2 separate regions of the Homo sapiens genome follow, and region 1 is linked to region 2. The links are chromatin loops, found by intact Hi-C in ENCODE. Cell type or tissue: IMR-90. All regions are shown on one strand.

What was found. A loop is a pair of places that touch in the nucleus more often than their neighbours do. Peaks named below come from ENCODE experiments on the same cell type or tissue, not always from the same donor. Only the 100,000 strongest peaks of a DNase experiment are listed, where the experiment ranks them.
Region 1: it touches region 2 in a loop (7-fold over the local background); 2 of 110 quality-filtered maps call a loop at or near these places.

The regions. Positions count from the first base shown.
Region 1 is chr11:130,385,437-130,393,436 of GRCh38, reverse strand. All of the region lies in intron 2 of ZBTB44-DT (ZBTB44 divergent transcript), which reads right to left. Among named protein-coding and RNA genes, the nearest start is that of ADAMTS8, 39 kb to the left of the region's middle. In IMR-90, a CTCF peak has its summit at 3,273 (motif pointing left); a DNase peak (open chromatin) is centred at 3,156; H3K27ac peaks cover 1,692 bases; H3K27me3 peaks cover 1,781 bases.
Region 2 is chr11:130,857,240-130,865,239 of GRCh38, reverse strand. LINC02551 (long intergenic non-protein coding RNA 2551) reads left to right here and starts at 3,130. Exons shown (of 6, transcript NR_125383.1): 1 at 3,130-3,274; 2 at 3,412-3,464. RefSeq lists enhancers at 2,768-3,268, 3,269-3,769. In IMR-90, a CTCF peak has its summit at 3,093 (motif pointing right); a DNase peak (open chromatin) is centred at 3,099; H3K27ac peaks cover 138 bases.

The DNA.
Region 1 (8,000 bases), 470 kb after region 2:
GCAAAAGATTGGGAACAACCTGATGCCCATCTGTACGGGACTAGTTAGATAAATTACGGAAATTCTTTCAACAAAATACTATGCAGCCATGGCTGGGCACGGTGGCTCATGCCTGTAATCCCAGCACTTTGGGAGGCCAAGGTGGGTGGATCATGTGAGGTCAGGAGTTCAAGACCAGCCAGGCCAACACGGTGAAACCCCATCTCTACTAAAGATACAAAAAATTAGCCAGGCGTGGTGGTGTGTACCTGTAATCCCAGCTACTAAGGAGGCTGAGGCAGGAGAATCTCTTGATTTTCCTGAATCTGGAGGCGGAGGTTGCAGTGAGCCAAGATCGTGCCATTACACTCCAACCTGGGCAACAAGAGCGAAACTCCATCTCAAGAAAAGAAAAAAAAATACTATGCAGCCATTTTAAAAAGTGAAAAACAGCAAGGTGTTGAACCATATCTATGGTATGCTACCAATTGTGGAAGAAATATGTGAGTGTAAGCACATATTTGTCTGAATGTGTATAAAACACGCCCAGAAGAGGAGATGCTTAAACACAGGTGCCTCTGCTGAGGAGAACTAAGAAGCTAGGGGAAAACAAAGGGGAGAACATTCACTCTCTGCCTTTTTGCACCTTTTGAATTTTGAACTGTGTAACCATAAGACTGCATGATCGTGTGCACGGATGTGCCTGTGCATGTGTGTGTGAATCCGCTTTACTGGACTCGATAAACATCTTGGACTTAAAGCCAGTGGGCTCCCTGCTTCCTAATACTCAGCTATCCACCGGAAGTTCAGACTGTGTGATCTGCTCGTGGGGAAGTTAAATCCAGACAGCAAGATGAAGTACCAGAGTAACAGAAGGCGTGCTGTCAGCCCCTGCAACAGAGAACCAAGGGGCCGTGACAGCAGCATCCTTCTCCCTCTCCTGACACTGGAAGGGAGAAACTGGCAGTTTCTCCAACTGGACCTCCTCGCCCTGCTGCGGCAGTGTGAAGAGAGGGAGGATGAGGACCCTTCAGAACAGTACAGGAAATGTTAGCATCAAGTGGGCGAAGAAAAGATGGGGCAGGTGTGGAACAGTGCAGCTGGGGAGGGGGATGCCGAGAAGGAAACTGACAAGAGGCTGCGAGGCAGGGCTGATGGATGATGAGAAGGAAGAGAGGTGTCAGGGCCTCGAGGATCATACACCTTCACGGGGGCCAGGAAATGAGAGGGTGCTGCTGGGTGCAACCCAAATATTGTGTTCGTTAGTGAGACTGGAGAGCGAAAGGATGCAACCTTTGATCTTGCACAGTGAGTGAGGATGCGGATATGATGGGGCCGCGACAGACTTTCACCAGGGCGTAATTCAGCCCGATTCTAAGGAGGTCCCTCCCTCTCCTGATCCCTCACTGTCCTCTGCCCATTCCCAGCCCCCACATTTAGCAAAACCACTCCGCTTGGCGTTCCAATGTTCTGTTTTACATTTGGCTTTGTTCAGCAGCAGCCTCTGTTTAGCCAGTTTCTGCTTGGGAGCCAAAGCGCCAAGAAACTACACAAGAAGAGCAGAGCCTGGACAGGATCAGAAAATGCCAGAGATTTTGCCACCAAGCCTGCTCCGCCGAGACTGCCAGGAGAGCTTTGCAAATGGAATCAATCTGAACGTAGCTGATGAGAAACATCTGAATGGAGGAAGCCAGGACAAACAGAAATCACTAAGTTTCCCACTGCAGTGGGCTGGAGTGGCTTCCCCAAGACTTCTAGTTGTGCGCATTTACCTTTCTATCATGAAGAAGACTCATGCTACTTCTTGGAAACCTATACAGTTCACAATGACAGACCCTGACCTCACGAACTCCGCTTTCTCTCCAGTCCCCAAGCCCTTCCGCCCCCCAGTCTGCAGGTGATTCTTTGGCTTTGTTGCTGTGTTTGATACATTTTGATAGCAGACGGGTCAGAGGTAGATTTTGGTCACATTGTATGGTGTCTCCTTTTCTCCAGAATTTGAGAACATCAGGAAGCCTCACCCACTGCCCAGATATGTCCTTACAACCCCCAATTAAAAGCCCAAGATACCTCCCAAATGTAGTTAAGGAATTTGGGGTGTGCTCCTGCAGTTTCCTCAGGGACACATACCCAAAGCCAAGCAAGTGGTGGCCTTATTCATTGTGACATGTCTCAGATGATGTTATAATAATGGAGCGTGCTTGGCCGACTAGAGCTCATAAGGAAAAGAGTTCAATCCAAAACCGGGACAGTGGTTACCTAGCACATTTCGAGGGAGAGAACACTCCAATTCCGACTAATACATGCTCTTGGATCCTAGACCACTTTGTCTTCAGAGTGGAAAATCGGAATACTCTCACGAGATACTAACTTTAGGCCAGGTGCAGTGAGTGGCTCATGCACTTTGGGAGGCTGAGGTGGGAGGATAGCTTTAGCCCAGGAATTCGAGACCAGCCTGGGCAACATAGTAAAACCACATCTCTACAAAAATTAAAAAACTTAGCTAGATGTGGTGGCATGCACCTGTAGGCCCAGCTACTTGAGAGGCTGAGGCAAGAGGATTGCTTGAGCCCAGGAGGTGGAGGCTGCAGTGAGCCAGGATTGTGCCACTGCACTCCAGCCTGGGTGAAAGAGTAAGACCCTGTCTCAAAAATTGTAAAAAAGAGACATATCAACCAATAGATAAACATTGATTCAGCAGTGTCCGGCTTCCTTCCCCTGCCTGCATATCCACCACTCAGCCTTCTCAATGTTAATGCAGAGCAGCTGGCCAGCTGCAATTACCTGAGCAGACTGTGGCATTCAACACCCGGACATGGTGCTTTATCAGCCGGACACTTGACGTTTAGCTGGCACAAATCTGGGTAAATGCCAAATTGAGATCTGGCATCTGCAAAGCTTTGGCCCAGGACTGAGACTGAAGGTGATTGATGGTTCTGTAATTGTATAGTTAGGAAACCCTGAGTTTAGGAACATGAGTGACGCGTCCAGAAACAATTAAACCATTGGTCAGGGAGTTGCCCTGCTTCTTGCGTTCTTTGAAGAATAACTTAGCTATGTGTTACTCTGAGCATAAACATTACACTGACCTTGATCCAGGAATTTAAACAGTGTCATGTAATGTAAACACTACAAATACCTTCTTGCTGAAATCGTCTGTTTTCAGGATGGGTTAGGGTTTCTTCTCTTCAAAAGTACTTTGGGGCACTGGATTTAAAATTCACAGTCAGATCTGCATTTTTCTCCCATTTACATTGCGTGGCCTTCAAGCATTCTCACCAGCTTCTAAGGTTGAGGGAGCCCTCTACTGATGGCACGGCTGTAATTTCACAGCACATAGCAAGGAAAACTGGATGACGTCTAAAGAACTCCTGGATCTGAGAACGGTAACCAGTCTCGAAACCTAGAGCAGACAGAGCTCTGTTTCTAGAGCCTATGAAAAGCCAGGCTCTAGAAACATCCTTGGTTTCCTCAAACTATCCACATTATTTCAGGTTTTATACTTTCAGGCAATAGAAGAAAGAAAGGTCTGAAAGGAAAGTCGTGTTCTATGTATTGAAAGCCTACATATTTCTGTGTGCACATGCACACGCATGCCCCTATACACATGTGCATGCACATGCACACACACACGTATGCGTGCACTTCTGCTTTTACAAATATACACACGCCTACACATACACTTACATACTCTGCAATTGCAGCATCATGGCCCGCTATAGGAAGACTTTGCTCTGTGTGTGCGTGTCCTGGAGGAAAGGCGTGGGAGGTACATAAGTATACATAGAATTCCAGAATTGTGGGACTGGATGGAACATTCACCCTTTGTGGCATGTTCAGAGGACAACTCTGACGAGGCCACAGCTTGAGAAAAGAATTCTCCCCAGCGGCTGTGGCCTTGATGCTGGAGGTTAACAGCTTAACACCAGGGTGTGGTACCCAATTCTGAACTCAGGAAATTAATGACGATAAGGGTGGGCTGCCTGCCAAGGCCCGCGGTGTGAATCCCAAGAGAAGCACCTTCTATTTTGAGACCTCCTCCAACCACGGCATGCTGTCCTCTGCTCTCATGCACGTCCCACCTCTCTGTCTGTGTGCTGCTTTCTTCGACTCTTTTATTCCTAAACTTTCCTGGGTTTCCAACCCATGGACAGTGAGAGCAACTTATTTCCTTGCCCATTGATTCATCAAAAAGAATAATCATGTGGTATTAGGAATCAAATACCTGACACAGATGTCAATAGGAAGATGTCAATGGTATAACTCTTCCCTTGCCAAGAACATCAAAGGGAAGAGAGGGGAAATGGCAAACAGAGGATCAAACTAAGGCTGGACAAAAGGAGATAAAAGCACAATAATGTTCTCTTCCTTGAGAGGGCTCCCCTGGAAAGGAAAAGTGAAAGCACAGTCTCGCACCACATCATATAACCGACGCTACCAGGTAACCGCACACGCCAAAGGAGCCAGCCCTGGAAAATCAAAAGATCAAAAGACACCACTCCTCTGCTCAAAAACCTTCAGTGACTCCCGTTGCCCGTAGAAAATCTACAGTCTTTAAGAGGACATTCAAGGTTCTTTGCTTTTCCTGCCACAGTTCCTACCCACCCCCAACACGTGTAGCTCACTCTCATGTTAGCCCGTAGACCACTGTCACCTCATGGCTTTCCTGCTACTGTTCCTTTCTTCTCTGTGTGTGTGGGGCCTACCCATCCTTCAAGAGTCAGCTCAGATGTCACCCTCTGCATGAAGCTTTCTCCAGCTCTCCCAGGCAGAATGTATTTCTCTATCTCCTGTGTACCCAGAGGATTTTGTTTATGCCTTCCGCCCCCACCACCATAACACTTACGGACAGCCTTCATAGTTGGGTCTCCTCTACGTTTATACATTGTGGTCAAGCCCACATCTTACTCACGTTTGCATCTCTCTTGAGTTCCCACCCCGACCATGTCACTCCATGCCCACCACTGATCCTTCTCTCCTCATTCCGCATCCTCATTCTTTCTGCCAGGGACCTACCATAGCATCTCCCATACAATCAATTCTTAATATTGTACATTGCCTGTTCCATGAAACTAAATTAACACCTAAGATTAGGGGAAAATATAGTTCACTCCAAAGACAGAAAAAAGGTAAGTGAGATATTGTGTCAGATCCTAAGTAATACAAAGTCTCCAGCATGGGCAACATAGGGAGATCCCATCTCTACAAAATAAAAACATTTTTTTAAAACCTAGCCAGGTGTGATGGTAAGCACCCATGGTTCCAGCTACTCAGGAGGCTGAGGTAGGAGGATTGCTTGAGCCCCAGGAGATTGAGGCTGCAGTGAGCCATGATGGTGGCACTGCACTCCAGCCTAGGTAACAGTGCGATACCCTGTCTTAAAAAAACAGAAAAGGCCGAGTGAGGTGGCTCATGCCTGTAACCCCAGCACTTTGGGAGGCTGAGGCAGGTGGATCACGAGGTCAGGAGTTCGAGACCAGCCTGGCCAACATAGTGAAACCCTATCTCTACTGAAAATACAAAAAAATTAGGCAGGCGTGGTCACAGGCACCTGTAATCCCAGCCACTTGGGAGGTTGAGGCAGGAGAATCGCATGAATGCTGGAGGCGGAGGTTGCAGTGAGTGGAGATCGCACCACTGCACTCCAGCCCAAGCGACAGAGTGAGACTCCATCTCAAGAAAAAAAAAAAAAGAAATAAAGAAAGAACTCTCATTTGTCAGTTCCAACATGGCTCGTCTAAAAGCTTCTCAAGGCTGGGTGCGGTGGCTCAAGCCTGTAATCCCAGCACTTTGGGAGGCCGAGGTGGGTGGATCACCTGAGGTCAGAGGTTCGTGACCAGCCTGACCAACATGGTGAAACCCCGTCTCTACTAAAAATACAAAAATGAGCCAGGCATGGTGGTGCACCTGTAGTCCCAGCTACTCAGGAGGCTGAGGCAAGAGAATCACTTGAACCCAGGAGGCAAAGGTTGCAGTGAGCCGAGATCGTGCCACTGCACTCCAGCCTGGGCAACAAGAGCGAAACTCCATCTCAAAAAAATAAATAAATAAAGTAAAAGCTTTTCAAGGTTTTGAATCCCTCCCCGTTTCAGGGCCCTGCCTTCTACAGGTGACCATGGCGCACTGAGACCAACTTTCAACTTTTGAGCAACTGTGAATTAAAGACCTCCCCTTCCTCAAGACACTTTAGTGTGGTCTGCTAGAAATTTGTCATAAACACTATCCAAATATGCTAGGAGCAGGAGATGAGTGACACCTCCTGGGGTTGTACAATGAACAGCCCTAAGTGGCCTTAAGAATACTAAGTTGAACACAACCAGTCAGTGTTTGTCCTTCAAGGTGGGCACCACCGTGGTGCACGGACCTTGGAGTGTGAGAAATCTGAGTTAACATCTTGGATAACCATCCTAACCATTAGCTTCCAGGCCTCTAAAATGTAGCTCATCAAAAAACCTCTTCACAGGGTTACTTTTAGGATTACACAAGATTTTAAATATCGAGTGCTTAAGGACTCACAACAAATGTTCAGTCAGTGAAAGCCACTATTATTACAGCAATGCTCCTAAAATTCAATACATTTCTGAAAGGCATCTTTCCAAATTACCGTCAAAGCCCTTTTATAAGCCACATGCAAAAATCATGGGTTTTCTGTGTGTGTGTGTGTGTGTGTGTGTGTGTTTCTTGCTTTTTTTAAGACAGAGTGTCACTTTGTCGCCCAGGCTGGAGTGCAGTGGCGCCATCTCGGCTCACTGCAAACTCAGCCTCCCGGGTCCAAGCGATTCTCCCTTCTCAGCCTTCAGAGTAGCTGGGATTACAGGCATACACCACCACATCTGGCTAATTTTGTATTTTTAGTAGAGATGGGGTTTCACCACGTTGGTCAGGCTGGTCTCAAACTCCTGACCTCAAGTTATCTGCCCGCCTCAGCCTCCCAAAGTGCTGGGATTACAGGCATGAGCCACTGTGCCTGGTTTATTGCTTTTGCTAAAATGATATTATTGTATCTGAGTCTCCATTTTATTAATCAGATATAGCTAAAATGATATTTAGATGTTTATAAAAGTCAAATTTGTTGTTTTAAAAAAAAGGTTTGCAGCCACTGACTATATGTTTCAGTTACTTAAAGAATTCCAAAGGCATTGGTCAAAACCAAAATTTTTTATAAAAAGCATTCACATCTTATACAAATATCCCAGGTATGCCAGGCATGGCGGCTCACGCCTGTAATCCCAACACTCTGGGCAGCCAACGGGGGGTGGATTGCTTGAGCCCAGGAGTTCAAGACCAGCCTAGGCAACACAGCAAAACCTGGTCTCTGCAAAAAATACAAAAAAAATAGCCAGACATAGTGGCAAATGCTTGTAGTCCCAGCTACATGGGAGGCTTAGGTAGGAGGATCTCTTGAGCATGGGAGGTCAAGGCTGCAGTGAGCTGAGATCACACCATTGTACTCCAGCCTGGGTGACAGAGTGAGACCCTGTATTTAAAAAATAATAATAAATAAATATATATATCTCCCAGGCATTCTCCACAATATCTAGCAGAAAGTTAGACACAGTTGTTCCTTCCTTAATACAAATTATCAACTACATATTGAGGGATGATAATTGTAAAAATCAGGTCTTCTGAGTTCATAGCATAGAATCCAAGAAACCTACAGTTTTGGAAGTAACCCAACCTGTAAGGTCAGTTAAACTGACATTCTGGATGGCTCCAGGGGATGTCAGGAGAGTAACATTCTCTGGGTTCCCTTCTGGACCTGAGAATAACTTTAATTACTACTTCATATTCCAGTGTTCCAGTGCTTAGCCAGAGAATGTCCTTGAAGGGTCACTTGATTCACTAATAAATACTGCCAACTCTGCTTTTTCAAGGGTGGATTATGATTAATTCAATCAGCAAGCACTTTCCAACCCCTCTCATGTGTAGAACAGAACACTTGACACTGTACGAGTTACCAAGCACATAGCACATGCATGACCCCTGACCTCACGGGGTTTCCAATCTAGGGGAGACTAGAA
Region 2 (8,000 bases):
GGCCTCTGGGGCAGGTGGGGCCTAGTGGCCTGTGAGGTATACAGCCCTTTCAGCACTTAGAGAATGACGCCTCAAGGGGAAACCATTAACCCTTTCCTAGAATAATAGCATCAAAGTCCTGACCATGTTGATCATGGAGTCTCATTTGAATTCAGAGGAGCGCCTTCTTATCCAGCCTCGAGGAATCAGGCCACTTCCTTCCTCCTGGGTTAGCTTCCTCACACCTCTTATTTCCCATGGCTCTGCTGTGAGATGCTTTTGTTCCAACCAAGCCATTGCCAATTAGGCCATGCCCACTTCTGCCGACTCCCTCTGCTCACTCCTTCCTTGCCTGAACAGTCTGCCTCTCAGTTTGCCTGGTCCTTTCCTCCAGGTCCACATTAAACTCCCCTTGCTCGCCCAGGCATCTCTCAGTGCCCGAGTCCCCATCTCTGGAGCTCCTTCAGAACTAGTGTCTGCGCCACGCATTGGATGCTTGGCACATGCGTCCTTCCACCGTCAGTACCTTCTCTTGTGTAGATGAGTGCATGTCCCTTAGGAGTGTCCTCTAGCACTAGACTAGTGTTTTATCTCTGGGTACTCCCAGGGCCTAGCAGTGAGCCTTGCACACAACACTGACTCTTGAGAATGCTCTTAAACTCTAAAGCCATCTTAGAATCAAAACCTAAGACCACATCCAGGAATACAGCCTCGTTCCCCTGGTCTACCAGTGCCCTTACACACCAAGCACATGCCTGAATATGAGGCCTTCTCATTTGCTCTTTCCTCTACCCGGCATGGTTCACTCCCCTACTCCACTGTCTCTGCACAAATGCCACCTTCTCAGGCTTTCCTGACCACCCTGTCTAAAAAATAACATTCCTTATCCCATAATCCCTATCCTGCTGATTTTTCTTCATAGCACTTACTATTGATTTATATTCTATTATTATACTATATTACATTACACTATATTTGTTTTAATTGACAAAATTATATAGATTTATTGGGTACAGCATAACATTTTGATATATGTTTACATTGTGGAATGACTAAATCAAGCTATTTAAAATATGTCTTATCTCACATATGATTTTTTGTGGTGAGAACACTTAAAATATACTCTGAGCAATTTTCAAATATACAATATGTTGTTAACTGTAATCACCATGTTATACAATAGATCTTTGAACTTCTTCCTCCTAACTGAAATTTTGTGTCCTTTGACCAACATCTCCCCAATCCTCCAACCCTTCAGCCTGTTAGCCACTATTTTATTCAGTGTTTCTATGAATTCAGCTCTTTAGAGTTCACATGTAAGTGAGACCATGTGGTATTTGTCTTTCTGTGCCTGGCTTACATCACTTCAGGTTACACTATATATGTTTAAATCTTTCACTGTGTGTGGTTCCCATAAGAATGCAAGCCCCATGAGGGCCAGGACCTTGCTTTATTCACAGCTCACCCTACAGCTCTGCCTTTAGCAGTGTGAGGAATATCGTAGGTGCTCACTGTTTGTGGAATGAGTGGATAGGTGAATGAATGAGCAAATGAATATTTTTCTGTAAAGCAAGGACCACTCTGTGTGATAATGTGACATGCAGCCCACCATGGGATGATGTAAGGCTTCTTTTCACAGAACCGAAGAGCGTTTGAACTATAAAGGTCCTTGAAAGTAGGTCACCGTCCCAATTGTACAGAGTAGGAAACTGAGTCCCAGAGAGGGAAAACAGATGGAAATGAACACTTGGAAAGTTAATATCTTTGATTTTTAATACTTCTTCCTAGAGCGTAGTCCGATGTAACAGTTCATCTGGCGAGATTCTGAGTTACCAATTTTTTATGGGTTTTGCGTTAGAATAATTTTATAATAATCAAAAGTAAATGAGAACAAGGCCAATAGCATAAAATTTCACTCCTTCACACTCCTAAGTGTTTTTCGAGGCACTGCGGAAAAGGAAGCATCTATCGTGGTTGGTCCAGCATCCCTTCAGTAGCTTAGATCTGCAGAAATACTGTTGGAACATCGTTTCTTTATTCTTCCCATCCTTTGTGTGTTAGGCCAAACCCTGAGGACTGTCTGCCTTGGAATAGAGAGGAAATCCAAGCATATGTGCAAAGTTGAGCTGCACTTTCAGCCCCAGGTCTTCAATGGGCCTTCTCCACAGGCACCTGTGAAATGCCAGCAGGGTCGTTGCATGTAGAGGGATCCCACTCAGTGCACCCCTGGGAATGGCTCAGCCGCACTGTGGGTGTAAGCATTAATCACACAACAGCCATTCTACATATTCCTTTTTTATTCTCCAGAGAGTGCCAGGAAAAGTCCTGCCCAGTCAAAAGTCTTCTCTTGCAGCTGGGTGTTGAGGGTGATTGCCCCTCTCTCTCCTTGTAAGATTATGTTTGACAGCAGTGAAAACCAACAGTTTAACAGCAGTAATCTCTTGGCAGGACAGATTGATATGAGCCTTGTCCCAAAACAAAGTAATCCTTTCAGGGAAGTGTATTTCAAGTTGAGCTCACGTTCCCAAGATGCTGAGATTCTTATGTAGCTGACACCGGAGCTGAGGCTGAGCCCCAGCCAGGGATATCCAACGATTGCCAGTAACACCACGGAACTGAGTGAAGATTCAGGGGCTGAGTGTGTTCCTGAGTGCTTCAAACCGGGGGACCTGGAAACCAGAGGACTCCTGGGGAAAGGCTGTCAACTCCAGCCTGCTCTTCCTAAATGGCCTTGTTAGTAGTGACTTCAGCCCTGGCGGTGAGGCATGTGGGTCAGAATAACATTCCCTTTCTTTTCCCTTCACCTCTTTTTTCTCCACGGTTCCTTTTCATAACTTCTTTATTTGCTGCCTAGAGGAGCTTTCTGGACATTTTGTCTCCAGGGAGCGTGACATGTCACCTGTTTCTCACCTCATATGCCTCTGATCTTCTACACCAAGGTAGCTATAAAGGCTTGCTTTCTAGGCTGGGTTTCCCTGCACAGGCCCACTGAACCACTCAAACCTCAGAGGTGGAAGTGCCCAGCGGGCCTCATGGTCAGCTGGGGATAACGGAGTCATTTTCGCAGCCCAACTTCTGAAATTCCACAAGAGGGCGCCCAAGGTCTCCCAAGTCCGGCCACGCCCGGTGGCCTTGAGGCCGGAAGGTGGCGCTGTTGCTTTAGCCATCAAGAAAGGCAAGGCTGGGGACGCCGCATCCCCGGGTGCGGAGGGCGATGCCTAGGGGCGATGCTGTGCCTGTGGCGGCCAAACAGTGCCACCCACTCCGGGAAACAAAGCCAAGCGCCGGACGCTAGGTATGGGAGAGAAGAGCCACCCTGACCCAAGGGAGGGCTCTAGGTGAGGAGCCAGCGTCCTCCGGCTCCGGTTCCCGCTGCACTGCTGCTTTGCCAGGAGGCCTTGAAGAAAGTCATTCATTCTTTCTCCCCCACAGCTTCCTAGGTCTTCCACGTGTTCAACGGAAATTCACAAATTCTCTAGTAGCAGGTAAGCTTCGGATTCAGGAATGAAAAAGACAAAGCCCTGTCCTGGGTGAATTCATTATCCATGGACAGGGGAGGCAGGCGCATCATCGGAAAGTCACCGTGTGAGGAGGGACGTGGAGGCACAGAGGTGCACACGGAAGCCCCCAGAAGAAGGACTTCCCCCAGCCTGGGGAAGCTGGGCGGGCAGGGGTGGGCCAGCGAAGCCTTCCCGGTGATTCTAGGCAGTCTTAAAAGGTGTTAGGAGTCAACTTGGGAAAGATTAGGAAAAGGCAGTGTAGGCCAAGGGACGGCCGGAGCAGAGGCCGCGCGGCAGTGCTGGCATGTGGGTGGGCGGTGGTAAGGAAGGCGGTGGATGAGGATGCAGGGAGCAGATGGGCTGCGTTGCAGGCTGGGCCCCTATGGCCCTCAATAGGTTTTGTGGTCAACATGCTTTGTGGAGTTACAACAAGCAATGGTGGCCCTAACACATATATTCATTTATAGGTCCATAAATCTGCATTCATAGAGATAAATGAGTAATCCCCAGGGTGAAGGAGAACTGGAAGAGACACTGGAGCCAGGTCCACCCTTGGCCAGGTTTTACCTTGACTTGGCGTCATCACTAGGCACTGGTTTTTTTCTCTCTCCTTCTTCCCTGACCAAGAAATACAACAAATTCGTTATGATATCGACTTGTCATGATCCGAAATTGAAGAGCAACCATATATTTATTTGGCAAGATAAATACACACATTCTTTACATAAGATTAGTAGCCACCAGTTTCTAAAAGCATATATTGTCATTTATTTGCCAAAACAAAGGTACATGCCCACATGTTATAGATGGGAAAGATGAGGCCCAGAGCTCGGGTGCATGGCTGAGGTCACCCAATTAGTGGATGGTGGTGCTGGCACTTCTGTCTGGGCTGCTTCACCTTGTCACACACTCTCCACTCCATGCAGGCCGCACCTCTCTAGCAGGGTTTATCACCCAGCTTAGTATCACTAGTACCCAGCACACTCACTCTGTGAAAGACACTGCACTGTGATCTGTAGGGTCTAAAGCTAGGGGTCCATGTCACATACAGAATGGCACTTTTCACAGAAAGAGAGGACAGATGCTGCATGGCTGGTCTCAGTGTTCATTCCGAACCCCCACACTCCAGCGTGAGTACCAAATGGTCATGAGCATTGACGGAGCACACAGTGTACCCTGAGTTCTAAAGACGCAGGACTGTGTCTGAGCTGCCATAACAGAATACCATATCAGGTAGCTGACAAAAAAAAACAAAACAAAACACATTTCTCACAGTCCAGAGAGCAAGGTTCAGTGTCAAATGATGGCCTGTTTCCTCATAGACCCTATCTTCTCACTGTAACTTCACATGTCAGAAGGGACAAACAAGCTCCCTTAGGCCCCTCTTATGAGGGCACTCATCCCATGCGTGTGGCCTCTACCCTCAAGACCAAGTCACCTTCCGAAGGCTCCGCCTCCTGGTATCATCACCTTGGTGTTGAGGATTTTAATCTGTCAATTTTGGATGGAGACAAATGTTCAGACCAAGGATAGGATGGGTTCTCAAATGCACTACTTTATATGATTAGCAACCAGAGCACATGGCTACAGCAGTAAGATGCTTGTTGGCATTTGTGACTATGTTGCAGGAAGGGCCATCCAAGAGCGTCTATGACTTGGTGCACCCTTAGTTCAAATGGCATCTTTCCCAGATGCTTGGTCTCCAAACAGAAAGCAGCCTGCAGTTTCATGTTTTAAAGTTTCTGCTACAGAGATCCTTTGCCAGTGTATTGAAGTTTGTAGAGAGAATGTTTTTAATCAACAAAATGTACTGAAGTAGTGTGCAAAGTTCCAGGAAGGAATAAAGCCCACCAGTGAGGCAGAGAGAAATGGAAGTCTAGCAAAGACAAATGAAAGATCCCATGCTCAACTTCACTGGAAAGAAGCTAAATCCAGCAAGAGGACTGTGAAAAAACACAATTCCTGAGGAGAGAACAAATGACAAGCAAATGGTCCACAGAATAACATATAAATTAGCCTCAGACTTCCTGAGAGAAGCTAAAGAGACCATGCCTCCAAAGCTCACAATCGCTGGACAACAGTATGAAATCCCAAAAAGGGGAAATAACTTGCTCTAATAGCAATAGCTAACATCAGAGAGGGCTCACAACATGTCAAGGCCTGGTTTCCGTGCTCTATGTGGATTAACTCACTTAATTCTCCCAAAGATTGCATGAAGTATGAGGATCCCCACCCCCATGTACAGATGGAGGAGTTGAAGCTTAGAGAGAGAAGTAATTCACCCCACTTATCCAGTTAGTAAAGGTCAGAGCTGGGATTCAAACCCAGGCAGCCTAGCTCCCAATGGATCCTTGCAACCACTTTATTTATTGCCAGCTCCAAGTACAGCAGCAAATCAACACTGGAGCCAAGATTAAAACCCTGATAATAACCCAGCTCCTAGTGTCTGTTCTTTCCACCATTTCACTCTTTCCCCATATAGGCCCAGAAGACTCTCCCCTCAGAGCAATGGCCCTTGCTGGTCACTCTGTGAATGCTCCTCTCTTAGATTTGCACAGAGCCTGCCCCTTCTATTGCTTTTCTGACCACCCCCAACAAAATAGCAACAGCCTCCCACTCTCTGTAACCCTTGCATGTCTACCCCCTACTCTGCTTCATTCATTGATAACCGTATCACCACCTACTATACTATTACTATATTTACTCTCTTTTTTTTGGTTGAGTGTCTTCTCCTACTAAAATGCACGCTTCACAAAGAGAAACATCTTTGCCTTCTTCCACGCTAATATCTCCAGTGCCTGGCACATATAAACATTTGGTAAACATTTGATGAATAACTAAATGAATAAACAAATGGGCAAATCATAAATAAATAAATTGCATGCGCAAAGCAAAGAACTCAGGCACTCTGTGCCATGCGTCGGAAGTCCTACCTGATAGCTTGTTACTGAGATGCTACCGAAACATCCAAATCCAGTTCAAATTCTACCTCCTTCAGAAAACTTCCCAAATCTTTCCACTAACTGAGTTACTGGCTGAGAATTGAGTCACTCCAGGAATTTCTATTAAGCTGTAGGAACTTCTGAAAGGGAGGACGTAATATATCAATTACCAGCAATTAACACTTTTGAATATATTAAACAATACATGTACAGCATTTTATAGATAACAGATCTGAACTAAAATACAGCTGGCGTGGAGTGGCACAAAAAACATGCCAGTCATAGTGCTAGGTACTTTGCATGCTGTACTAATTGCCAAATATTCCCAGCTTTGTGCCTTCCTGGCACCTGTGAGAATTGTACTTCCCAGACTCTTCCTGGTTGAATGATACCATGTGACCAGTTCTAGCCAATCAGACATGAGCAAACCTACTACCCACTTAAAAGTGCTGAGACATCCTTCAGAGCTCTCTTTTCCTTTTGGCTCAACCAACCAGTAACCTTCAAAAAAGTGGTTACGGGGCTGCTTACTCAGCCTTAGTCCCTGAAGACCCCCATGTCTCCAGTCTTATCCCAGCTGAACTGCACAGCAATCTTTTGAGGTAATCTGTGCTGTCATTGTTCTACACATAAAGGAGAGGGCTCTGAGATAAAAAATGATTTGCCCAAGTCACACAGGTAGTAAGCAAGAGCCAGGAGTGGAGGACAGGTCTGATGCTAGAACCTGTAACTTTTACCTACTTGTACTGTCTCTCCCACTCTTACAGAATAAAAATAAGGAATACGACAATGGGAATATCAGCTGTTTCCTGGAAAACAGAAGCTTTGTTTGGGCACCACAGCTTTGGGCTGTTGGGGGTTAAAAAGAGTCAATAGGACACTGGGATCATGGGAAATAATTATAAAAGCTGGTGGTGTAAGGGAGGAAGTGCCACAGACAACATTCTCCCTGTTTGTATTTTTGCTTGTTGGAGAGTTATAATCCTTGGTCTTTGGTAGACAAAAACTACGTGATTATCTCAATAGATGCAGAAAAGGCCTTCAACACAATTCAACAGCCCTTCATGCTAAAAACTCTCAATAAACTAGGTATTCATGGAACGTATCTCAAAATAATAAGAGCCCTTTATGACAAACCCACAACCAATATCATATTGAATGGGCAAAAACTGGAAGCATTCCCTTTGAAAACTGGCACAAGACAGGGATGCCATCTCTCACCACTCCTATTCAACATAGTGTTGGAAGTTCTGGCCAGGGCAATCAGGCAAGAGAAAGAAATAAAGCATATTCAATTAGGAAAAGAGGAAGTCAAATTGTCCCTGTTTGCAGATGACATGAATTTATATTTAGAAAACCCCATCGTCTCAGCCCAAAATCCCCTTAAGCTGATAAGCAACTTCAGCAAAGTCTCAGGATACAAAATAAATGTGCAAAAATCACAAGCATTCTTATACACCAATAACAGACAGAGCGCCAAATCATGAGTGAACTCCCATTCGCAATTGCTACGAAGAGAATAAAATACCTAGGAATCCAACTTACAAGGGATGTGAAGGACCTCTTCAAGGAGAACTAC